5 separate regions of the Homo sapiens genome follow, and all the other regions are linked to region 5. Evidence: chromatin loops called from intact Hi-C (ENCODE). Cell type or tissue: B cell. All regions are shown on one strand.

What was found. A loop is a pair of places that touch in the nucleus more often than their neighbours do. Peaks named below come from ENCODE experiments on the same cell type or tissue, not always from the same donor. Only the 100,000 strongest peaks of a DNase experiment are listed, where the experiment ranks them.
Region 1: it touches region 5 in a loop (21-fold over the local background); 22 of 110 quality-filtered maps call a loop at or near these places.
Region 2: it touches region 5 in a loop (11-fold over the local background); 6 of 110 quality-filtered maps call a loop at or near these places.
Region 3: a loop joins it to region 5, with 5 times the contacts of the local background. A loop is called at or near these places in 9 of 110 quality-filtered maps.
Region 4: a loop joins it to region 5, with 11 times the contacts of the local background. A loop is called at or near these places in 17 of 110 quality-filtered maps.

What each region holds. Positions count from the first base shown.
Region 1 is chr2:143,220,320-143,225,319 of GRCh38, reverse strand. All of the region lies in intron 4 of ARHGAP15 (Rho GTPase activating protein 15), which reads right to left. Among named protein-coding and RNA genes, the nearest start is that of ARHGAP15, 93 kb to the right of the region's middle. In B cell, CTCF peaks have their summits at 2,502 and 2,703 (motif pointing right); a DNase peak (open chromatin) is centred at 2,719; H3K27ac peaks cover 1,494 bases.
Region 2 is chr2:143,282,032-143,287,031 of GRCh38, reverse strand. All of the region lies in intron 6 of ARHGAP15 (Rho GTPase activating protein 15), which reads right to left. Among named protein-coding and RNA genes, the nearest start is that of ARHGAP15, 160 kb to the right of the region's middle. In B cell, CTCF peaks have their summits at 2,552, 2,753 (motif pointing right) and 4,175 (motif pointing right); DNase peaks (open chromatin) are centred at 2,761 and 4,141.
Region 3 is chr2:143,160,116-143,165,115 of GRCh38, reverse strand. All of the region lies in intron 2 of ARHGAP15 (Rho GTPase activating protein 15), which reads right to left. It overlaps LOC107985949 (a long non-coding RNA gene), which reads right to left. Exons shown (of 2, transcript XR_001739723.2): 1 at 1-5,000. Among named protein-coding and RNA genes, the nearest start is that of ARHGAP15, 33 kb to the right of the region's middle. In B cell, a CTCF peak has its summit at 2,678 (motif pointing left); a DNase peak (open chromatin) is centred at 2,675; H3K27ac peaks cover 2,494 bases.
Region 4 is chr2:143,108,717-143,113,716 of GRCh38, reverse strand. No RefSeq gene overlaps it. Among named protein-coding and RNA genes, the nearest start is that of ARHGAP15, 18 kb to the left of the region's middle. In B cell, CTCF peaks have their summits at 2,473 and 2,672 (motif pointing left); a DNase peak (open chromatin) is centred at 2,676.
Region 5 is chr2:143,032,369-143,037,368 of GRCh38, reverse strand. KYNU (kynureninase) reads right to left here. Exons shown (of 14, transcript NM_003937.3): 12 at 4,048-4,133. Among named protein-coding and RNA genes, the nearest start is that of ARHGAP15, 95 kb to the left of the region's middle. In B cell, CTCF peaks have their summits at 2,624 and 2,829 (motif pointing left); a DNase peak (open chromatin) is centred at 2,868; H3K27ac peaks cover 834 bases.

The DNA.
Region 1 (5,000 bases), 190 kb before region 5:
GCTGTTTTTTTTTAAATCCAAATTTTTTTAATTTACTTTTTAGGGCCTCAATACATATTTTTTTGAATAACTGAAAGACATGAGTTTACACCTATCTGCCAGTGAAAAACAGAATTGGGTACAGAATTTGCAAAGCCCAGTGCGGAATAAAAATGCACCATTCCGTGTCCAAAAATTATGAAGTATTTTAAGACAGTAACAATCTAGCATTAAATCAAGGGCAGAGTCCTTCTGAGCATGGGGCCCTGGACGCACACCGGTGAAGCCAGCCCTAACTACATTATGACTTTACAACAATGGCCAAAGAATAATTTCTTTTTTATATACTGTTCAACTCCCACTTATGAGTGAGAACATGCGGTGTTTGGTTTTCTGTCCTTGGGTTAGGTTGCTGAGAATGATGGTATCCAGCTTCATCCATGTCCCTGCAAAGGACATGAACTCATCCTTTTTTTATGGCTGCCATGTCTGACCCATTGTGTTGCCCATAGTTCTTAGCATATCAGGGGAATAGCTTTCTCACCCAATTACTTTAACATAGTGACTCTCTCGTAAGGCATTGTCAGCTCTGGAGTGTGCAAAGGATCACTTGGCAAGGTTTTACCTTGACTTAAGGATTTGATATTTTCTATACGCAACCAAATCACTATATATGACCCTTATTCAATATATTAGGTGACATTTCAGGAAGTGGGCAACTCATACAAGCTTAAAAGCCTTAGCCAGGATAGGTGTGTCCAGCAGTTTCTGAGGAAACTTTGCAAATAGACTATTTTCTAGGATAAACACAGTTTTTGCACTAGGAAGTCCCTCTATGCCCCAAGCTCCCACAAAGAAATAGAAACCACCTCTCTCCTCTTAAGAGCATTTCCAGTACTGGGCATACTGTTTGACATTTAGTAGGTGATTATTAAAGATTTTTTGAGTAAAAGAGTATATGGCCTTTCAAATTTCAGAAAAAATCGAGATTTTTTCTGCTTTATGTTTGCTGTTCGTCATTAACAAGGACTGAAAAATTTCTTTTCCTTTCTCTGTTCCTTAGTTTCCTAGTAGTTATTAAGGTATTCTTAGCATTATTTTTTCTTAACTATCGAACACTTCTGATATAGGATATTTTTTCCTAATTTATGCTTCTAGTGTCCAATACCTGAGCTTTCTCCAGAGGGCTTCCCACGCTGAGCTTGCACTGGCTTCTGCTCTGTTCCAGGTATGCCACCTGGCATTTTATATGCACTATGTGATTTAATTACTAAGCTGGTCACATGTCTCCATTAAACATTTACCACGTGCCAAACACAATTCTAAGGGCTGAAAAGAGATGGAAAATAAGACATTCCTCAAAAACTGTACTTCTAACTACAAGAAGATGGACAATAAACATGGAAACCAAGTCTTCTGAATGAGCCTAGGATACTCCCATATTACAGAAGAGAAAACTGAAGCCCAGTAAGGTTGCATCCTAACCAAGGGAAAACAAGCCATAGAGATGGGATTCAGGCCCCTGCTCACTCCAGTGTCTCCATGGTCTCTCAGCAGGTGGCATGCAGCTCTCTCTGTAGTCACTCTGAGCATGCCAGTTGAGAGCCTCATGAGAGGAGCTAAGAGGGGGAGATAAGGAACACTTGTCAGGGAAGTACTAGAATCTCTTTCTCTTTGGAGCAAAGCCATGTCTTAGCCTGACCTGGGCCATCCTGCAATGCTGAACTGCGAGCCCTTTATCCCTGTCTTCCACCCCTATCATGATGGTCAGCAGGCAAATTCACCCACTGACCAATCAGTGCCTCCACATTTCATCATAACTTTGAGAGAATAGTTTTCTATTTTTTCCACAGAGAGACAAAAATTAAGGTGTTGGATAGACTAAAGGGGTAACTAAGACACACAGTTCAGGAAATATCTAACTTTAGTAAGACAGTCCAAAGTGCCAAGAGTAAGGGAGACAGCCATCAGTTTCCACAGGAATTTACAGGTAACAATCAGGTAAGGGTTTGATCCTAGTGATTCCATGCAGGAGACAAATCCTAGGGCAAGAAATGCCAAGTGTTGGGCCAGGTGCGGTGGCTCACACCTATAATCCCAGCACTTTGGGAGGCTGAGGCAGGTTGATCACTTGAGGTCAGGAGTTTGAGACCAACTTGGTCAACATGGCGAAACCCAGTATACTAAAAACAGAAAATTAGATGGGCATGGTGGTGGGTGTCTGTAATCCCAGCTACTTGGGAGGCTGAGGCAGGAGAATCAATTGAACTAGAGAGGCAGAGGCTGCAGTGAGCCAAGTTCGCGCCACTGCACTCCAGCCTGGGTGACAGAGCGAGACTCAGTCTCAAAACAGAACAAAACAAAAAAAGAAATGCAGGTATTTATCTTATCTTTTGACATACAAAACAAATTACATCTAAGGGGAAAAGGGGTGCTAACTACAATTGGGAAGTAGGGAGAACTAAATTTCTATGAGGGCATTTATGTACCATTTATGCAATTGGTGGGACATTTTATCCAAGTGAAACACTTCATAAAACTTCCCTAAAGCAAATCCTGAATTGTGAAGTTGGAAAAATGCAAAAAAAACTAGCAGACAAATAGAAGTACAAAAACAAAATCAAAGCCCAAACAACAACAACAACAACAAAACACCCCCAAAACAAAAACAAAAACAAAAACTCAACAAAGCCATCAGCTTGGCATTCTACAAAATGGACACCGGATGGCAGCACATAATAACAGCAACTTTGATTGTAACAGCTTATCTGGAAAATGCTTGATGAAAAATGGCTCTTAAAATATTCATTACCGTTATAAGAATCTGTTAGCTTAAACTCCGGGTTTAACACATTCATTTGCTCTAAACACCAAAAGCTTTATATCCTACGCTTACCTTTCTTTTGCCTTCTTTAGGTAATGACAGAGTGGCAAACCAAAAAGTCAGAAGAAAATATATGTGAGGTTCCTTGACAAATTTCAGGTTCTCTTATTTGGTCCATCTGCCTTTGTTACCTAACTTGGTCATGCTGGATTTGACTTGATTCCACACCAGTGATGGGAGTGAAAGTAATTTATTCTAATGTCCCTGATTGATTTACCGCAAAATCACTCAGACACTGTTAAACGTACAGACTCATTCTCAAACTGGTTGGTCTAGGAACTTACTTCTTCTGTCTCATATTCTAAGCATCTTGTAATTTATGACTGCTAAAAGGTGGGTCAAAAAGACACTGAGGTGTAAAAATACCCATCTCTGTCAGTATTGCAAGAAAATGAAGAAAGATTCAGCCTGGAAGAATTTATTGCGATACTGAGCAGAAACTACTAAAGAAAAAATATGATGACGTTAGGCGCACACCTTAGTCTCACATTCCAAAGAAAGTCCATTCTGAATAACAACTGTTAAAACAAACAAACAAAAACCCAACCGAAGGCCTAGTAGCTATGGGCCCTAGGATGAAAGCAGGCACTAGTAGACGTAACCACTGCACAATCTTTTTTCTGCATTTCTTTTCGTAGCCATCTTCTGGCCATATTTTCACCCCCAAGTATATCTTTCTATGTCCATCTAAGGAGAGAAGAATGTGACTCTATATTGTGGTAAGATACGCAGAGCCACACAGGAGCTGATGACGGGAAGACCTAGATGCCGAGGGAGAAGAAAGTTTGTGGTGCTGAGACTTCATAAACATACTGTCAGGTGTATTTTGTAAATGTAAGCATTGAAAATAACTTTTTACTAAGGTGTCATAGAGTTTCAGAGAAGCCAGGGTTACTTACAGGTTTGGGGACGGAATTCCCCAAATGAAGAAATTCCTATGGTTCATCAGATAAGCTAAGGCATAGTTTCAGTGTTCACAATTAAAAATTAAAGTGAATGCTGAATGTATTCTGTTTTCAAGCCTGTCAGTGTATTGTTGGGGAAATGTGTATAACCTCATTTCAAAATAAGGCTAAAGGTATGGCCTCTTATGAATGTCAAATATAGCCAATAATTTATCTTTCCTTTTACCATCTCCTGCTTATATTCAGAGATAAGTTAAATTTTCTTTGAGAGAAAGAGAAAATACATTAAAGAGACAAATAAAGACACATAAAAAAGAAGAGAAAGAAGGAAAATAAGAAGACAATACAAGGTATGATGATCTATTATGGATTTATAAGTAGAAAACTTGATAGAAATTAATAAAATAATACTTATTAAGTGACAATTGAAGTACCTGGTACTGTTGATGGCATGAAATAAGAGGACCATTTTTGCTCACTAGTCTCAAATAGCTTAAAGCAAGAGAGATAAAGCAAACGTGTTTCAAGCAGAGGTCAGGGCTAAATTCTGTGATACTAACTATATATAAAATAAGATTTGGGAGAAATAAGAGGTTAATACTGTTGACTGAGTTTCTCCATTTATACAATAGGAAGCAATAATAGAGTCTATATTGTAGTATCATTTAAGTATTACTGATAAAGAATTCAGCCAAGTGCTTGACAGAGTAAGCATCTATTAATATTGCTTATTAATTCATTAAAATTTATAAAAGATACAAAGGTCCTTGATAAATGAAATGAAGGCTATCAAATTTTATATAAGAAGCATAAATTATAGTATGTTATATTATTTATTAGTTACTAAACTATCAATGGGATAAAAACTACATAATTTTTCAAGGTTATGACTAAACTGACCATTTTTGTTGCTAGTGATAAAAGCATATACACTCCTTGGGTAAGCAATATGGCAGTGCATACTAAGATTCATTTAAAATGGTCGTGTGATTTGATCAAGTAATGCAGGCTTAGCATTTGTCTTTAGAAAATATAAAAGAAGGCTGGGTGCTATTGCTCACGCCTGTAATCCCAATACGTTGTGAGGCCAAGGTGAGTGGATCTCTTGAGCCCAGGGGTTCCAAACCATTCTGAGCAACATGGCGAGACCCAGGTCTCTACTAAAAATACAAAATAATAGCTGGGCCTGGTGGTGTGTACCTGTGGTCCCAGCTACTCATTTATCCCCGCAT
Region 2 (5,000 bases), 250 kb before region 5:
AATTATGTATTTACAGTCCAGATGGGCTCTACCCACCTGGCTATATATAGCCATGTGCCACATAACAATGTTTTGGCCAACAACAGTCCATATACTAAGGGTGATCCCATAAGATCAATGCCGTAACATGCCGTATAAGTTCGTGGTTTAGAAACAATAGGTTCCATCATATCACCTAGGTATGTGGTAGACTATACCATCTATGTTTGTGTAATTCCACTCTATGATGTTCACACAATGAAGAAATTGCCTAATTATGCATTCCTTAGAATGTAATCCTATTGGCACATGACTGTATTTTAAAAAAATAACAAATTTATGATTTCCTGCCGATGCATTTCCATTTTACTAAATCCTTTGATTCCTGTATAGTTACTGAGATTCTCTTTTTCTCTATTTTCTTCTTAGAACCATGGCAATTTTTCTGAAGAAAATAAAAGGAAGCAGTGCATTTAATTGTATAGGAATTCATTACATGTATACATATGGGTGAGCACACTCACATGCAGATGCACACAAACATGAATATGATTTCATATTCGAGTTATGCTATGCTTAGACAAAGCTGGGATTTCAAGAGAGTCAAATTACAAAGAAAAACTAAAAAACTTAGAATTGTTCCATTTACCTTGTTCTCATGTATTTTATGTGTGTAAAATGGATAGAGGAAAAACGGATCTGATCAGAAACCAGCATAGCACACTGTGGTCTGTTAGAAATAACACTCTGGCTGGCATTCAGAGAACCAGAGCTTCAAGCTTCAGTCCTACCATTTATTTCTGGTTGTGTGATGATGAAGTTGGTCATTCACCTCCAGGAGACTCTTCTCATCATTAAAAGTACAATAACACCACTTTTCACAAAAGGCCATAGTGCAGGTTAAATGTTGTATTGCATTTGAAAGCACTTTGTAAACTCAAATACAGACAGAAAATGTAAATGAAAAAGATTAAATCACAACAGAGTTTGTTCAAAAAAGTTATGGGATATTTGGAGTAGACATTTTCTTCTTTCATAATTTTGTGCATCATGAATTTTCATTTCAAATTTCAGAGAATTTTTAAGTTTTTGCTAAAGTCAACATTTAAAAATATTGTACGGATGTAAAATTATTTTATCTACACTTAAATGGTATATAATGGTTTGATGTTTCAGTTTTCATGTATAACTTAAGCCTTGTTCAAACACACTAAAGACAGAGTTTTATTAGGACTGGCAAGAATGATACCAATATATATTCATGGACTGATTCCATCTGTATGGAATATGTAGATCTCACTCTAAATATAGTTTTTCAGTGTTCTGAAATGCTTGTGCTAAAATCTGAAGTACAATAAACTGATACTATATTAACATGAAATTTAGTTTCTCAATTTAAAGAAATATGTATCCTCTTTTCACAAAATATTAGCTGTTTTCTAATTCAGAAATGAATGCGTGCAGATCAATGGCAACTCAGAAGAAATTCAAAAGCCTTTATGCTATAGTAGTTCATAGAATGCATTTTTCATCTTTATGCTAAGATATTTCTAATCAGACAGTTTGGCCACCTGACCGAGGTAAAGATATTGGAAAATAAAATAATATTTCTAAAGCAAACAAAGTACAAGTTTCATATTATTTACTGTCAATTGCCTGATTTATATTTCACATAGATTTTGTAATGATAGTTTGAGTGTTTATATATCTTAATGTTTTAGTATATTTATATTTTGCATTTCCTTTATGTTTATAAAAATACCCTTGCCAGTATATTGAAAAAAAATATTGAATTAGTTAAGTTTCCATAGTTTCTTAATTTTCTCAATTAGTATTGGGTTTACAAGTAAAAATCCCAAGTGTGAAGGCAGTTAATCTAATTTTTATTTTTATTTTTTAAGTAACCATTGGATAAATTTATATGTGCTTAATTTCATCTGCATATGTCTTTTTGAAATCTTAAGCGATCTTGTCACAAAGATTGCTTTATGTCATCAATATATGTCTTTGACTGGTGTATGTCTTTGGCTCAATTTCCACAAGTCTAACATTAGAAGTCTGTAATATTTATTTCCAAAGGCTTATATGTTATGTAAAACCCAAATGTACATTGTCTTTCAAAAAAACAGAACAAAGTAAGAATTTGAGACATGGGAACCATATTGTATATTCATTGAAATCTACCACTCTTAGGCTGAAAATTTACTTTTCATGCCTCAGAGCACCTTTAAGGAAAGAAGAATAACCTGAGGCTTATTTTAAAAGAGACAGGATTACTTTTTGTAGTTTCTGGATGTTTGATTTTTGCTTCACTGATTTACAATGTGTGATGTTTAATTTCAGGTTTGTGGGTTTAGCTCAATGTTGGTTATCTCACTGATGAAATTAGTTTAGCCTATTTTTCAGAACACTATGTAAGTGTCCTAAAGTCTTGTGACGCACTGGAACGGCTCCATTCTTTTGGGTTATCTGTGTTAGCTCTAGCATCATTATCATAACCAAGAGGAGCTGCCAGTTACTTTTTATTTATTTATATATTTTCCAATTGTCTTTTAGCTCAGCTGATTTCGTAGTGGTCACAAATTGGCAGCTCTTGGAATAAACATACTCATATATAAACTTCATATTGCTTCCAGAGTGCTGCATTTTGTTTAACAGTGACAACGTTTAAACATATTGATAAATTTCACTATAAAATTGACATTTACATTTTCCTTTGCAAAATTGCATCTGGCAAAAGTAGGCCTGCCTTTCTAAATGGTGACCATTAGGTGGCGCTGAGTAAAACAGGGCCAAGGCCCCAAGTCCATACAGCTGAGCCTGGCTCACTGCACTTCTGTATGTTAACTCCAGTTTTTTGTACGTCTTTGCATTGCCATTCTTGTGCCTTGGCCCAAAGTTTCAAGTATGGATAATATTTATTTCCAAATAAATATTCGGAAACAGGTTTCTATTCTTGAAAACAAAAACGAAATCAGGAGTGGGAGGCGATCGAGGGGTGGAGAATTCAGCTTGTTTATTTTGAAAAGGGGGCAAATCATCAAAGTAGAAATGTCCAGTGAAGAGTTGAAAATAAATGACTGGTGCTTAGATGAGGGGAAAGGATTGGCGATAGAATTTTGGAAATCATTCAAGTAAAGGCATAGCTGAAGCCATGAAAATGGATGAGTTATCTGAAGGAGGAATTAGATATCAAGAAGAATGAAAGCCCAATAGGTGAACATGGGAAAATATTCACAGTTACAATTCAGGCAGACAAGACAGACCTGGATAGAAAGACAAAGTTTGAAGAGAAAGAGTGATGAAATCTACTGAAACATTGGCTCACACTTATTGACGTTTTTTAATGTGGGGGAAAAAAGAAAGGTATGCATCAAATTAATGTTGAAGAAGTAAAGCCTTAATATTATTACAGGTGGAAGTAAAATGTCTTAGTGCCTTGGCATGACAGCAGTGCAAAGCCCATCTGGGCTCTTTGCCTAAGTCCTGATTTGCAACAAAGGCTGACAGCATCAGACACAATAGGCAGAACACCAAAAATATTTTTGGGTATGTGAACATACACAACAGGATAATACAAGAGTAGAGTCATGCATGTTGCTATTTTGTAAAATTAATTTAAATATCCAAAACTAAATTTTTGTCTTACTTCAAATTTTTGAGCACAGACAGATCATCTCTACTTTAAAGATATCACCTATATTTTTAAAAGATGAGGAGAGAGTTCCTTACTTGTCCCTTAAATTTTTTACTTTCTCATGTTGGCAGTTTCAAACTAGATAGTGTGTACATTGAGGAAAGCGGTGAGAAGGGAACAGTGTGACATTATTGATCTCTTGCCTTGTGAAGTTTCACGGGTCCTGGCAAAAATTTACAAGTTTGCTGCAGGGCAAAATTTGATCATTTTGGACAGGGATTGAATATTTTGCCTTGAAAAATGTTAGCAAAAAAACTCCTGGGGAAAAATCACAAATTGTCAAATCATTTGGGCATAGAAAGTCATCAACTTTATGTGGTGAGTGGCAATTTATACTCTATGCTTAGCTTTCACGGAAAACAATGACAAATTTAGAATCAATACTCCGAAATGATCTACTCCCAACAAGGATTGTTTTCACTGATTGTATTGAAGGGCTGGCTACAGCGTAACGCCAAGGGAGACCAACAGGAGGCAGCACTTAATGATTTGTAAAGTAGAGGAGGAAGCCTAACCAGAAAAGGGCTAACCTTCTAAATAGCATGCCAGTGTGAGAAGAGTACAAGTTGTGAAAACAGATCTGGGTCCAAATTTTGGCTCTGTAATTTATCAGCTGTGTGAAATCCGGCAAGTTATTTAACCTCTCTGAATCCCAGTTTTCTCACGTTTAAGATGGAGCAATTAATATTTACCTGATATGGTTTGGCTGTGTCCCCACCCAAATCTCATTTTGAATTGTAGCTCCCACAATTCCCACATGTTGTTGGTGGGGAAACAGTGAGAGGTAATTGAATCATGGGGGCAGGTCTTTCTTGTGCTGTTCTGCGCATGTCTCATGAGACCTGATGGTTTTATAAAGAGGAGTTCCCTGACACAAGTTCTCCCTCTTTGCCTGCCACCACCCATGTAAGATGTGACTTGCTCCTCTTTGCTTTCTGCCATGATTGTGAGGCCTCCCCAGCCGTGTGGAACTGTAAGTCTATTAAACCTCTTTTTCCTTATAAACTACCCAGTCTTGGGTATGTCTTTATCAGCAGTATGCAAACAAACTAATACACCAATAATGATGTTATACAATGAGAGATGGATGCATGCCTTATTTTTGGTGCTTCTGTAATTATAACATTATTAAAATTATTATTAAAGTAATAGAGAAACTTCCATACGAGGGCAGATTAAAGTCTATAGACTTTTAGGGGGAAATAAAACTTTACATATATCATAAACAATATGATTCTGATATTTACAAATTTATTTACAAGTATAGGAGGATTAGAAACACAATTTTAAAGTGATAACTCCAAGAAGTTACTAAAACTGAAAA
Region 3 (5,000 bases), 130 kb before region 5:
AGAAAAAAAGTTTATTGAAATCACCTCGTAAGGGATACATAAAAAAGAATAATGATTAATCATTTGGCTTCCTTGATTTAGGAAGTAAAAGCATGATTTATTTCCGTTTGATTTTCAGGGTTTCTGACATCTAAAACATTTTGATACTTACACATTTATACTTAATTTTGTTTTATAATTTCCAAAAATTTCACTAAAATAGTGATATATAAAATAATTTGGACATAAACTGATAACACGTCTGTGTCAGCCCATGTAATTTTTGTTATCAATGGTTTTTGCACATGGAAAACTGCACCAGATATAACAGTGACTATAGTGCTTACTGGAAGCAACATGCTGCTTTTTCTCCAGAAAAAAAAAAGCATGCAATGTAGTAATAATAATGATGACATGAAATCTAATAATAATAATGAGGAGGAAATTCAAGAGGAAGAGGAGAAAAAAATCAAGTAACTGAATTTCCCCTGGGTTTTTTCATTTTTCCCCAAACATTCTGTCCTTTTTCTCTGGGTATGTGATTTATCTTTAACTTCAGCACATCCATAAATCTGCTTGACATATGACAACTATATGTCCTATTGCAAATCAAATTCCATATCTCTTCCCCCAATAAACCTATTGTCAGTGCATTGGAAGTGAATAGGAATCATAAAAATCCATCACCTCAAAGGAGAAGCATATGAGATTTCATATAGAGAAGATGGCATCATTTCCGTGAGATTGCCACATTGCTGTACATTTGCTAATTAGTTGTAACATGCATTAATGTAAAAAAAATGTATTTGCCTTACATGTTATTGTTTGGAGATGGTTCTGCTTATCAGTTTTTAATATGCTCTTTGAAAACTGACACGTACTTTACCCACATCTCTTTAGGAACATGGGGATTCAAAGGCTGGATAAAATACTTTAATGCTTCCTAACACAAACCTGAGAGGATAATTAAACAGATGGTAACAATAAACCGAATCTGAACACATCAGGGACTGAAGTCCCTTATTAAAAGCCTTGCACACTGAAGGCAGTGGAAAGAAAAAGAATGAAACAAAAAATAAAACTCTGGGGAAGTGTATTAGCAGACAACACCTTTATGTCTGCCTTGACCTCCGAAGCAGAGGCTAATCAACCGTTTAGGGATGGGTTTCCTTCCACCTAGGAGAGGCCATGCAAGAGGTCTCCTGCACTCTCTGAGGAGCAGAAAGGCAAAGTAATTGTGTGATTCTCAAGGAATGCATCTGTTCCTCAGGCTTGCCTTCGAAGGTGTCATTTTTAGACACACAAATTTTATAGCTATAAACACACCGCCGCCCCCACTTATATCGCCTCCTCCAAATAGCAAATCTTTCTAAGTCAGAGGACTTGTGCTTTTCTTCTGCCAAAGGGCAAAAACTAGGTACTATAGATTTCTGTGATGACACAGATATTCTGAATATTTTCTGCCACATTCTTGGCAATAGAATGATCTCTTATTTATTCTGTCCTTGAAACATATTGGAAGTCTACTTGTTTCTCTGATCTTATTGTCAGCTTGTCCTGAGTTATATTTACAGAAGAAGAACCTTGAGGCAATCTTGATATTTCAGCTTGTAAATATATATGTTATTATTTTCTCCTGGAACATAAAAATAGGTCCAAATATAAATTATATACAAATACATCTCTCCATATATTTCTATATATCTGTATATAGATATGTATATATTCTATATATCTATATAAATAAAGAAATGTGTGTGTATATATACATATACTACCTGTACACATACATAGAATCTACTGTATACAAGGAAGAGTCTAGTTATTATGGAGGCCTGCAAAAATGTTATTGTGCCATCACACAAGCAAAGATGCTACCGTGCCATTACATAAGGCACTTACAACCTGGGGGATAATTGAGTCAGTGTTTGCTGTTCTGTTTCTCAACCTGCTTCAGTTCTCTGCTTCACTTGCCAAGATTTTAAAGTGCCATTTATCAGAAACATTCAGCATCAGTACAGCAATGATTTAGCTTAACTAAGTGCTAGCAAGCAAAGGATAATATTTGACATACTGTGTTTTAGGTTAATCAAGGTTATAATGATGATCTATTAAAATACATTTTTGAAAATTGAGGCAGATATTAAAATGGGAAGACATACAGGCATAAATAAATGTAAATTAAATGGTAAACACCATTTTCTAGCTTGCCTTTTACCTGTTCGTGAGTGCACACTGCCATTAAACACTCTCCAGTTTTAATTTTTGGGTGTTAACATCTGGTAAATATGTAAAGAATATTCCCATCTGCTGATACAATTGTATGTAAAGTGACACATATCACCTTGGGAGTTTGCCATAAATTAAACCTCTCTTAATAATATTGACTATGGTTCCAAAGTTATTTTAAGAGTGAAGAGTATTATAAGAATTAAATAAGAGATGCTGCAAAAATTTAGTGGAAAAGCATAGTTGCTGGCACACAGCGTATTAGGTAACCTTTTTTAATTAGAAGGTACACTTTTAGATTACTGATTATGAACATCAGGGGACCTGAGATTTTGATTCATCAGTAATTCTCCTTTATGTCTAAACTAAGATGTAAAAATGAGACCTCTGGCTCTAACTCCGTATTTCAGAGTCTTTCCATGCTGTTGCAGAAGCTGTGTTACCTGTAATCTCTAGTACTGCTCTGCCCCCTTGTGCTGCTGCAGTGAACTCGACAGAGGAACAGTGTGCCTTCGTCTCTGTACATGAACTACAGAAAAACCCCACTGTCACTTCTCACTTTTCTGGTAAGTTCAAGGTCAGTGTCTAGCTATTTTCAGCTCATCTCTTCTTGATCCATGCAGAGAAATGACAAGGTAACGTGATTCGGGGTCAGCTGTATTACAGGAACCGTTACATAAACGGAGAAAGTGAAAATCAATCCTAGCTGACAGTGACTTCGGGATAATCAGCGCTCACTGGATGCCTCTGTCAGTTCGCCTGCATCAAACACCGTGTGACTTCTGTCAGATCTTTTTAATAAAACTATATTCTCACTTTCAGCAACCTAAATACATGTTCCACTGGAACTGAATTTTTTAGACTATTTTAGCCCTCTAGATTTGTAAACTATCCCAATATTTCCTTGAAACATCTCATGAATGATATCTGTCATTCCATGGTTTGTTATTGACCTGAGATGAAAGGTGTTACTGTGAAACATGCCATCCTTTGGGTGATCTAGGTGAGCCCTCCTACAGACGGCCGCATCTTCTGCCTTGAACTCAGCACCACAATCTCAACACCATTTCCCAAATCATCCTCAGCTCTCACTCTTCTCTCCTACTCGGTAACAGAACACTTAATCAATCATTTCTTATTGGGAGAACAGCTTCTTGCTCCGTTCTAGTTGTTCATTGTTGCTTTCCTCTCTACCTTTGTATTTTCCACTAGTTCATTTCCCCCTCATATAGAATTGGAAGCAGTATTTGACAAGATGTTCCATGTTAGAGGCATTCTCGCTGACAGCACCTGATCTGTCAGTCTTGAGAAGGAGCTATTTTATCCCACCAACCTTGTGGTCCCTTGAAATTGTGAGGCACGCAGTACTCAGCTGAAGTACAATTTACCATAATATTAGTTGTCAGCAAATTCAAAGACGGAACTCCTAAAGCTATAAAATGGATTAGAAGCAATTTAAAAAAAAATTAACAAACTAGAGTAAGAGTATACTGTCAACAAACAAATGCTCCATCATAGGACTGTAATTTGGAATTTTAATTACCCCTCTGCTCTGTAACAAAACAATGTCTGAACTGGCAGCGATTTGAATCTCTCACAGGTCATTGAGCATTCTAGCTAATTACTCTATGAATAGCCTGTTTTTCTCCCCTCTGGAAACACGTTTCTAATGGCAGTCAAGGTCTGACAAATGTGTCATCTACATAATTAGCTAGGAAGCAACACAAAACATTAAACATGCTTTGTGCCGACAACTATCAAAACATTTCATTTGTTGTCAATTATTCATTACTTTGTAGGTTCTGAAGGGGTTGTTATTATGGAAATAAGTCCAGATGCTAACAAGGTTAGAGTTTTGGATTCAAATTAGTAATCAGAGGACTAACTTTTAAAAAAATGTATCTCATGTACATTCAGCACCATGTTCTATCAGTAGGAGATTATAAACAAATTTAGCTATGCTCAGGTTAAGATGGAAACGGTGCAGCCACATATGTGGTTGTGAGAGCCCTAGCTCTTTCTTTGAAGTATGGACTCTTCACTGTCGTCATAAACTTTCTGAACCTTTTGGCAAGTCCAATTTGTGCTTGGTAAATAGAGTTAAAGATTTTCACAGCATGAGATGGCAAAGGGTGGCATGGACAAGGAAAGAAATCTCCAGTGGTTTTTGAATCTTCTTCTCCCAGGGGCATATTGTGTAAAAGTCAAAATTCTAGCTAACAAACTTTTTCATCTGTTCTACAGCATGTCTGCAAAATACCTTAGGAAACCTTCGAATTTCATGCTTATTTGTTTGTTGCTGTTTTTAAAATCTTGTTTCTTTTATTATTTTAATATTGTATAGAAAGCACTGTCTTGAAAGCAGCACTCCTAATGTATATAGAAAATATTAAAAAATCTCAACAAAATTGCCCTCCCAGTGGTAAAGAAAATTGCAGTGGAAGACACATTATTGTGTAGTCATATCAGAGGCCTGGATCTTTGGAGAGTCTCACTCCACTGTCCTCCAGCTTTTCCTTATAAACCAAAATGGCTTACAAATGTCATCCACAATAGTCCAATAAAGATTAGGAACAAAACACTGTCCTTACATTGATGAGATAAGAGAGATTTAACTGAAGAATGCAGTGTATAAGAACAGTTCATAAGGCTTGTTCTTGAATCAGAAAAATAGAATTTAAATTATATTTGTGTGTGTCTAGAATTTAATTGAGATGATCAGTTTATTTTCTACATAATGTTTGGTCAGATGCCTGTACTACAGAGCTAGATAAAAGGAAAAGAAAGAAAAC
Region 4 (5,000 bases), 76 kb before region 5:
AAAGGAGATTCCTAGCTCATTTTCCTTAGCAAGAGCTTTAAAGTGTAAAAAACTCATCAAACATCTTTTCCTCTGAGACAATGTCATCTGAGTTCAAAGGATGTACACAGCTTTGCAAAACTGCTGTCTTGTTTCAATGATAAGGCCTTGGCTTTCATTTTATGTTTGATTCCAAGAAAATCAAATCTGTTTTTATGTACACTATGACTATAACTAAATCAGAAAATTAGAAGAAATAATCTATTTCTGTAGACAGCTGGGGGCAGGGGGAAAGTTTCCAGTTTAAAAAAAAATCTGATAATGATTCTTCAGCTGAGTTACATTTTTACTCTCTAAAATATGCTTGATTATGTAAACTGAAAACATGTATTTATCCTTCCATACAATAAAAAAAAATCTATTGTGGCTCTTGGGAAACAATACTATCTTCTTACTATGCTTAACTCATTGTAAAACCTTTATTGGCTCACTGGAAGATTGAGGGCAATGTTTCTATCTCAAAAATAAAAGAAAAGAAAGAAAAAGAAAAAAAAATGTAAGTTATAGTCAAAAATAGAGCTATTTAAGCGTATGGTATTTTTTGAACTTCAGTCCTAATTATTACTGATTAATTATATCGACATAATTATTTTACAGTAGTCATGTTTGTTTATTCTACAAATATATCTTGAGCATTTACAACATATTAGGCATTCTCTCCTTTGTGTGTTGCTCTGTCCCCACTCTATCTCTTCTTTCAGTTATTAAATATGCCAAGCTCTTCCCTCCTGGAGGACATTGCTCTAGCTGTCTACTTTGCTACGGAGACTCTGCACCCCATCCTCATGCCCAGCTCCCACATTTTCCATAGCTAGTTTCTGCAAATTTCAGCTTGAAATTCTGACTGACTGTTCAACTTATTTATATAATGTCACATCTTGTTCCACATTTTCTATCTTGTCTCTCTGTTTCTTTTTCATGGTACTAAATTTTTTATTTATTTTTCTATTTATTCATTTCATTTCCTCTTCAAGAATGTGCATCCCCATTAGATCAAGTAGGTTTTTTGTATTGTCTACAATATGTATCTCCAGTATCTTCTTTAGTGCCTGGCATGTAGTAAATGCCTAATAAATAATAACTGAATTAACTGCATTTTTGGAATGCTCAAATTAGCATTACTTATAAACTGAGTTAGAAACATTACAGCTGTAAAAAGCTTTGCAAAATCTTAGCTCAATTCATTTCAATAAACACTTATGGGTATCTAGTTTTAGCGCACTTATATGTTTAAGACAATCATATAAAGATGATTGATATTTATTCTCTGTATTAGTTAGGATTGTATTCAGTTACTTACAAAAGAAAATGCAATATATCAGTGGCTTAGACACATAGGGTTTATTTTTCTTACATAATGAATCTAAAACTAGTTCGTTGCTGGCACTGATTCAGTGCCTTAGAATAGCAAGGGTCCAGGTGTTTGTGACTCTTTATCTTTGCCCTCATGATGCCAAGACAGCTGCCTTAGCTCCTGCCTTCATGTCTGAGTTCCTTGGGGGCATAAAAGGCAAATGAGCAAAACAACACTCTCTTAGTTGTTTCACTTAATAATTTTACTTTTATGTTACAGACCACTATAGGCCAGGAAAACAAAGTTCATAAATGTGGTCTTTTAAAAGCTGGGCACACTGACAGCCAAAAAGAAAATTGGGATTCCATAACATAGAAGAGCAAAATGGTTAATGGATAAGCCACTGTTTCTGGACTCCAAAATGAAAGCTTAGGTAAATTTTATATTATTAAGTTGTATTAATTTTAGGTGACCAGTATGATTTTTTTTTCTTTACAGATCACAAAATCTAGGACGATACAAAATCTAGTGAGATACTCTACCTTCAACTATAAACAAGTAAAACCTACATTATTAATGAAAAAATAGCTCTGTATGTCTAGAGTTTACATAAAAGTGTATATATAAGCATATATATATATAAGCATATATATATATATATATATATATGGATGCATGTGTATACAAAAGCACACATCAATGAGTTAAAAGAAGGTGAAATCCTGTGGTTAAGCCAAGGTCCAGTTTAAAATCATGTCATTCCTAAGTGCTCATTCTTTATTCTTAAATCAAAGTAGAGCCATCAAAAATTCGTCATACTATCTGTGTTAACAAATACCATTTTGGTGGATGGATTGTGGCTACTTTTATTATTTCACTTAATTTAGGGAGACACTTCTTGAAATATTGGCTGATACAAAGCAATGTCACAGAGTAAGAAAATGTTGCCAATACTGATAGCATTATCAATGCTGAGCCCTTCTCCAGTTTGTAGAATTAATCATAGGCATCATTCACAATTAGTAGACATTTGGCTGTCCAAACAAACTTGCTGTCTCTTCCACATCTTATTATGCAAACTTTCCTATTTGGTTTTACTGATCGGTGTCTCCATCTCCTCTCTCTCTTGTTTTATTTATTTGTATAGTACAATCCCTCTAAAAGAAGATAAATGAGACCCAAATAATAAAAAAGAATCATGCAAAACCTAAGACTGTATTATTGCAAGGTTAATGAATGAAATCACAAGGGCTATCCTGTCATCTAGCCAGCTGGAAGTTCTGGGAGATCCATCCACCCAAAGAATCCAAATTGGCGTCAGTTTCATCTGTGGTTTGGCGCCATCTTGTGGCACTTGTTTACATTAGCTTAATTAGAGATGGGGACCATGCTGCCTTTCGTGGCCACCTGGTACTTCCTGTAGGGAGGTTGTAAATTCAGAAATCTCACAGTTACATGGCTCTATAGTTAGTTGGAGACTCGGTTACTTCGATCAGCCATATATGAAGAGATTTGGGCAGAAAAAAATACTGGAAATGTAGAACACACTGTCTCCTGAGTCATGCTTCCTGTGGTTGAGTTAGCCCACTTCATGACAAAAGATTGAATAGTAGAGAACTAATGCCATTCTTTTTATATCTGAGTTTCACTTATTGCAATATTTACTATATTTAAAATGCATTTACCATTTTCTTGTGTACAGCTTACTTGAGATTATGTTTCAGATAATTTACTTCTTTCATTTAGCCCCAAAGGCAATGAACAGATCCAACAGATAAGGGTGATATACAAAATATTTAAGTACTGGTAAGGCATAGGCAATGACTGATCATTAAGAGACATTGCCCATAAACAACAACTATAGCCTTGTACCCATCCGGCTTGGTGCCAGTCCCACCAGCAGGCTATGCTGCAGATTTAGACTGGCAAAACAATAGAAGGCCAGCAGCTTGCTCTACAAGCTCCCTTCTTATATTACAATGCTCCTTGAGTTAAGGAGACTCTGATATGAATGGTCCCAGGACATTAGCAAATAAAGTCATGATGAAAAGTTGACATTGAGAGACTTCAAATTTTATAAAGAGTTACAGAAAACTAAATAATATCTGGATTTTCTTTCCTTTTCCATTTCTGTACCTAATTTAATTAACTAGTGTTGTGAGATTTGTGCCATCTCTCTTTTTTTTCCAATGGTATTATAAACTAAGAAGGCTTTTTGCTGACCCACTTGACAACAGAATTGCCACTTTGCACCTTCCAGGTTTCCAACTATCGCACTACAAATTGGATCTTTAAAATGCGAATTTGGTGACCTCACTGATTTCAGAAGTAGGGGACCATTTCAGCCCTACTGAAGAATTAGTACTATTGGCCATTCACATGTTTATATGAATGACCTTAGGTTGCTTTTTCTCTAACATAAAACTGACACAAGTGGAGCCCCTGCCTTGAGATGAGACCTACATATTTTAGGCCTTGCTCTGGTTTCTCTTTCAGTCATTCTCCTTCCTATAGGGTAAGGAGTCCTCAGGGCCAGGGACATGTGCCTAGCTGAAATCCATGTCTCTGTACCCCTAAACACCTAAAGGTACTGAAGATTTGGAAATTTCCTGCCCAAAGAGCCTTGAGCCTGTTCTCAGATCTTAGTAAAATTCTTTCCTTTACTGCAAGGCTCTGTGTACCACTAGGTCTCAGGTTTGACTATGCGAGAGCTGTTTCGGAGGGGAAGGGGTGGACATACATGTCAGTGAATCCCTTGAGCTGTGGGATGGAGCCCAAGGTGGGAAATAAACCAGGACTCAAACTGAGAACCAGGGGCAAGGGGCTCTGTTCTCCTGCACCCGCATTTCAGGGTGGACTCTAAAAAGCATAAGAATTTTAACTTTGAATCTAGTTTTCCAGGTCATTATAAGGGAATGTATGTCATGGTGGGAAGAGAGAACCATGTTTTATTTAATAGTTTATTAATAATTTGTTTTACAACTTTTAATTATTTGGTAATATGATATATGGGTCTCTATTTTTACTCCTGCTCTGGGCTCTGCAACCGTTCAAAGTGGATTTAGGAGGTGAGTGGGGAAAAGAAGCATTATTTTCCTAGGTCTGTAATACCAGATATCATCTCGTTCATTTGGACACAGAAGGGCAATCGAACTTTGATATATTTTCATACAGTTTTTCATCTTCCTCCATGCTTGTCTATAGACCACATCAAATGCTGCCAACTACTACTTCTAAGTTCCTGATCTTTTTTTAAAGAAAAAAGCTCAAGAGAGAGAAGTTGGCAAATGGAAATTAGAATCAAAGTAAATTAAGACATATAATCTGAAATTAATCAATCAACGTGATGAATCTTGACCAAATTAAATTCAAATGTAAAATCTACCAAACAAAGCTCTCCTCAATTCAAGCAAGAATCTAAAACTTGACGAAGGACAGGATGGAAAGGAAATAACATAAAACATAAATATATCTTCTGAAAATAACTAATAGTCAAGGTTATATGCATATGGTTTTGTTATGCTATGTTAAAAAAGAATTTTTTCTTAAGTTATAGACTCATCTTGAAGATTCAAAAACCTTGGTGGTTTCTTAAATAGTTTGTTAAGCATGTAGAAGTTGACGGGGTGCATAGATTGAGTACTCAGATAATCTCATGTCTCCTCTA
Region 5 (5,000 bases):
ATATGAACCCTCAAAATATAATATACGTATTGTTTAAATTTAAGTATTTTGGAAAGTGAGGAGACTTCCAAAATAATCTTGTCCAAACATCTTACTTTAAAAAATAAGGCAAATACATCCAAAGGGAGTTGTTGCTTGTGTAAGGTCACACTTCGTGTCCATTGAGGGAGAGAGTACTTGCCACCAGGTTCCTGGCCTCAGGCTTCATCCCTTGATCCACAATATTTTAAGAACTATTGTATAAATGATTCAGATAAAAAAATATAAACAAAAGGACAGTTTGAAACTGATTACAATGTGCTATTTTTTATATCAATCAACCATATACACATGTATTTATTAAAAAAAGCCATATTAATATCTTTTTAAAAAGTCATTGCATTAAAAATCTAAGGTCTTATTTATATGTGATTGATTCTTAAGTATAGAATCTCTCCTCCAGTTCGTATTTGACTGTGTTGAATATTTCTTAAAAGTAGAGACAACAAAGAGGCAGTTTGATTCATGCATTTACTTCTTTCGTTTATTGAAACTTCAACCACCTATCTCCTAAAATGGAATAAACTGGTTTAAAAAGATAAGGTGGCTGAGTGCAGTGGTTCACGTCTGTCATCCCAACTGCTTAGGAGTATAAAAAGTAAAGTAGAGGTTCCTCTTCAAAGACTTTCCTTCCCGTCTAATTAGGAATAAATAGTAACTTCTCTTAGAAGCAAAATTTATTCAAAGACCTGTGCTAACATTCTTAAATATCTGCTAGCTGTAATAAATAAATCAATATACTTTATGTTTTTAGCTCCCACAATTTAGCCTAAATATTTGCCCTGGCATGCTTATACTGGTCCAAGCAGCATTAGGTCACAGCCTGTTCCTCTTCCTTATTTAAAAGTGTTTTTACCTTTCTTAGCATTCCACAAGTTACTTCCTCCTTCCTTTGTTACCCTCTACCTTTACGTCTTTTAAAAAGTTCTAAGTTACTAGCCAATCGGGACAAATACAGAATGGGAGGTCCCATTCCAGCCATTGGAACTGGACACAGCAGTAGGGTGGACACGTCAGGTTATAAATGACCCTGTCTCCTTTGTTCGGTGTACTCTCATGGCAAAACTGCTGGCGAGTGTATCCTCTCTGCAGGAAGTAAAAATGGCCTTACTAAATAAATTAAATTTGCGTTCAAGTGCTATTTCTTTATAGCACTGAAAAACAAACATTTCAAACAGGAGACTGAGGCAGGAGAATCGCTTGAGGCCAGGAGTTCCAGATTAACGTGGACAACATAGCCAGACCTCATCTCTAAAAAAATTTAAAAATAAGCTGAGCACAGTGGCATGCCCTGTAGTCTTAGCTACTCAGGAGGACCACTTGCAGCCAGTAGTTCAAGATCAGCCTGGGCAACATGGCAAAATCCTGTCTCTATAAAAAAATACAAAAATTAGTCGGGCATGGTGGTGCACTCTTGTAGTCCCAGCTGCTGTGGAGGCTGAGGTGGGAAGATCAACTGAGTCCAGGAGGCAGAGGTTGCAGTGAGCTGAGATCCCATCACTGCACTCTAGGAGTGACAGAAGGGGACCCTGTCTCAAAAATAAAGAAATAAAATAAATAAATAATAATAATCAGCCAAGTGTGGTGGTGCAGTCCTGCAGTCCCAGTTACCTGGAAGGTGGGGGCAGGAGGATCACTTGAACCCCAGGAGTTTGAGGCCATGCTAAGCCATGATCGTACTATTGCATTCCAGTCTGAACAACAGAGCAAGACCTCATCTCTAAATATAAATAAATAAAACTTAAAGGAAGGTAAGTATTAATAGAAGCATAGTTAATTCACTGATGTTTACTCACATGAGAAACCCATAAATGTCTAGAAAATAAGACATTTTAACAGAGAAAGGGAAGCAATTCAATGCATTAGTTTGTAATTCAAAAATTTTGCAATTTACAGTAGGAAAGAATTTTGAAAAAACACTTTTACCAACATAAGGCTTGATTAACTAAAGATAATTTTGGTTAGAACATAGTCTCAGCAGTGAAATGAGCAGAAAGAGGCTCAAGGGAAATATGTAAGTGATTAGAAGATCCAGAGAAATGCATATCATTCTTCTTGTGGCTTTTAGGGTTTTAAGTTTAGATATTGACTGGGTAACATAGTAAGACTTTATCTGTACAAAAAACTACAAAAATTAGCCTGGTGTAGCGGTGCACACCTGTAGTCCCAGCTACTCAGGAGGCTGAGGTTTAAGTTTAGATATTAAAAAGAAAAAATAAATCAGTTCTCAGATTATAACTGAAAATAAAAACTTTGTCTAGGTGACTCTAATACAGTGTGGTAGGAAAACAGTGGCTGGAAGAATAGGAATGTGCTTCCTTTCCCACAAGAGAAGGGTGAATACTACTAGAAAAGCCAGTCCACTGCAGAAAGTATGCCAAAGTGAAGGCGTCTAAAAGGAAATTTCCAGGTACGTCTGAGAAGTTATTTGCAAAGATATGGGCACCAGAGGAAATTACTTTAGGTACAAGCTCTTCCTAAGGTATGTCCTGGTGCTTCTGATATTGTCACACATCTCGCTGATACAAACTTGCAAGGAATGCAGAAACTTTATTTTGTTTTAAAATGTTTAAACAAAATATTTATCTGAATGGATACTATAAAAACAACTCAAATATCATTATCTGATTTACTAAGCAGATTTTTACTCAAAAAACTGTCAAAAATATATATCACTGGCTGAAAAATCTCGTTACTGTGTCTATTTTCCAAGTTAAAGAAAAATTCTGCCATGAAGTGAAAACAACACAAGCTCCATCTAGTGGTTAAACTGAGTAGGTGCGCTTTAAATTGAGACAGAATGAAATGAGGTGATGATCACTATCCAGTGGTGAAATTTAATAAAAACAGAGGAACTTGATGCTGCCATCCAGTGGCCAGAATGAGAAACTGCTGTAAGTGTTCACAGAATTATGCAATTTTAGATTAGAAGGAATTTTGAATCTTCATCCTGTCACTCATTTGATGCTGAAATCCTCTATAAGTTTTTGCCAAAATATCATAAACTACATGATTTTAGAAGGAGACATGAAAAAATTTCAAATCCTTGTTTGAATAGTTCTATGTAAAACTTCTATTAGAAATATATATGCACATTTACTTAAAATATATTTTACTTAAATATAGGTATACAAAATATACAATTACTTTATATATTTACATTATTTATGTAAATATTTATACATTTACATTATATATGAATTTTATACTATATAACCTATATATTTTTACTTGGCCACATTTAGTCTAACACTAAATAATAGTATCTAAGGAATCACAATTTCATTTTCTTGTTATGTATATTTATCATTTCAGGGTGAGACTAAATTTACCTAAATAAAAATATAAATTAATTTAAAGGAAAATATTGAGTCAGTGATAGTGGAGACTATAAATGGACATAATGGCATAGAAGTCCCAATTTAAAAAAATCATAAAACCACCCTACCTTATGAGACAACCTTATTTAATCTTTGGTTTACTCTGATTATTCTTTTTTCCTTCAAGTAAGTCTTTCCTAGCTTTGTCACATGGTACTTGGTCAGTTCATTCACCTACAATGAACTAGAAAAAGTACAGTCCCTAGTAATCACATCAGGCACACAATATTTTCTCAATAAATTTATGTTGAATGAGCGAATTTATGAAGAACTAAATATTGCATGCTTATTTGGTATAAAGAGAGGCCAAGAGAAGGTTAAATAACTTATTCATGTTTAAACAGATTCTAAGTGGAGTAAAAAACGTATCTCCCCAAAAGAGTTCCATTTAATATTTACTATGTGCCAACAATGTGCCAAGCATTGTGCTGGGGGCTGGTGACATGAATGAAGGGAGACCCTCACCACATCATCACTGTCCTAAAGGGGAATGCTGCCTTCTGTCCCTTGTTCATGCACAGTGCACATGTATCATCTTGCTGTGTAGCAGAGAAAGTACTATGAATTGTCACAAACAGATCAAGAAAAAACGCAAAGATGTGGGAAGGTTGAAACACACATCACTTACCTCTAAACTAGCATGCAAGGAACAGACCAACAAAATGGGAGGATTTGAAATTCGGAATCCACAGACCCCAGGGATTAACTGCAGTTCTGAGAAATTAATATCATGTCATTATCATAGAAGGTAACTTTAAAAGTGTCCATAAAGATACTAGAGTACTGGAGAGTAAAAGAGCAAGACTTAAACTTTTCTTCCTAAGTAGGATTTCTGAGATATTTAAGATAAGCTCCATGGAACTAAAATATCGACGTTATTTCCCGTTTACCAGCAGTTCCCACCTCCCTTGTCCCCAACTTCTTAGCAGAACACCAGAAATCTTAGACCCAAGGTAAAAATGACCTCTTCTGGAAGTTTTTCTGGATCTCATTCTCTGCCTTCCTATTCCCAAGCCAGGATTCCTTATTCTGCTCAACATTTGCTATTCTATTATGAAACCATGTCAATGAGAGAGAGCATCAGCTTTTAGTGGCATGTAATTGTAATGTCTCCCAAAGGCAGAAATATGAATGAAATGACCTATGAAGCTGACTTTTAGCTCTAGGATTGTTAGGTCAAGTGGTTTCTCTTACAGAACACACACAGACACACACACACACACACACACACACACACAATAGAGGGAGCTTTAAAAAAAAGATCTGCCTAAGTATATAAAAAAGGTAAATTAATAACAGATGCTCTACTAATTAGAATTAAGCAGATTGAACTGTAGCAAGTTAAATTCAATAGGGTTAAGATAGCTAGTCAGAGATAAGTTAACACTATGACTGACTAAAAGAATGTTAAAACTTGATGACTTTTTTATAGTTATCAAATCCAGGATTAAGCAAACTATGGTGATATGGTTTGGCTCTGAGTCCCCACCCAAATCTCATCTTGAATTGTAATCCCCATATGTCGAGGGTGGGACCTGATGGGAGGTGAATGGATCATGGGGGCAGTTTCCTGCATGCCGT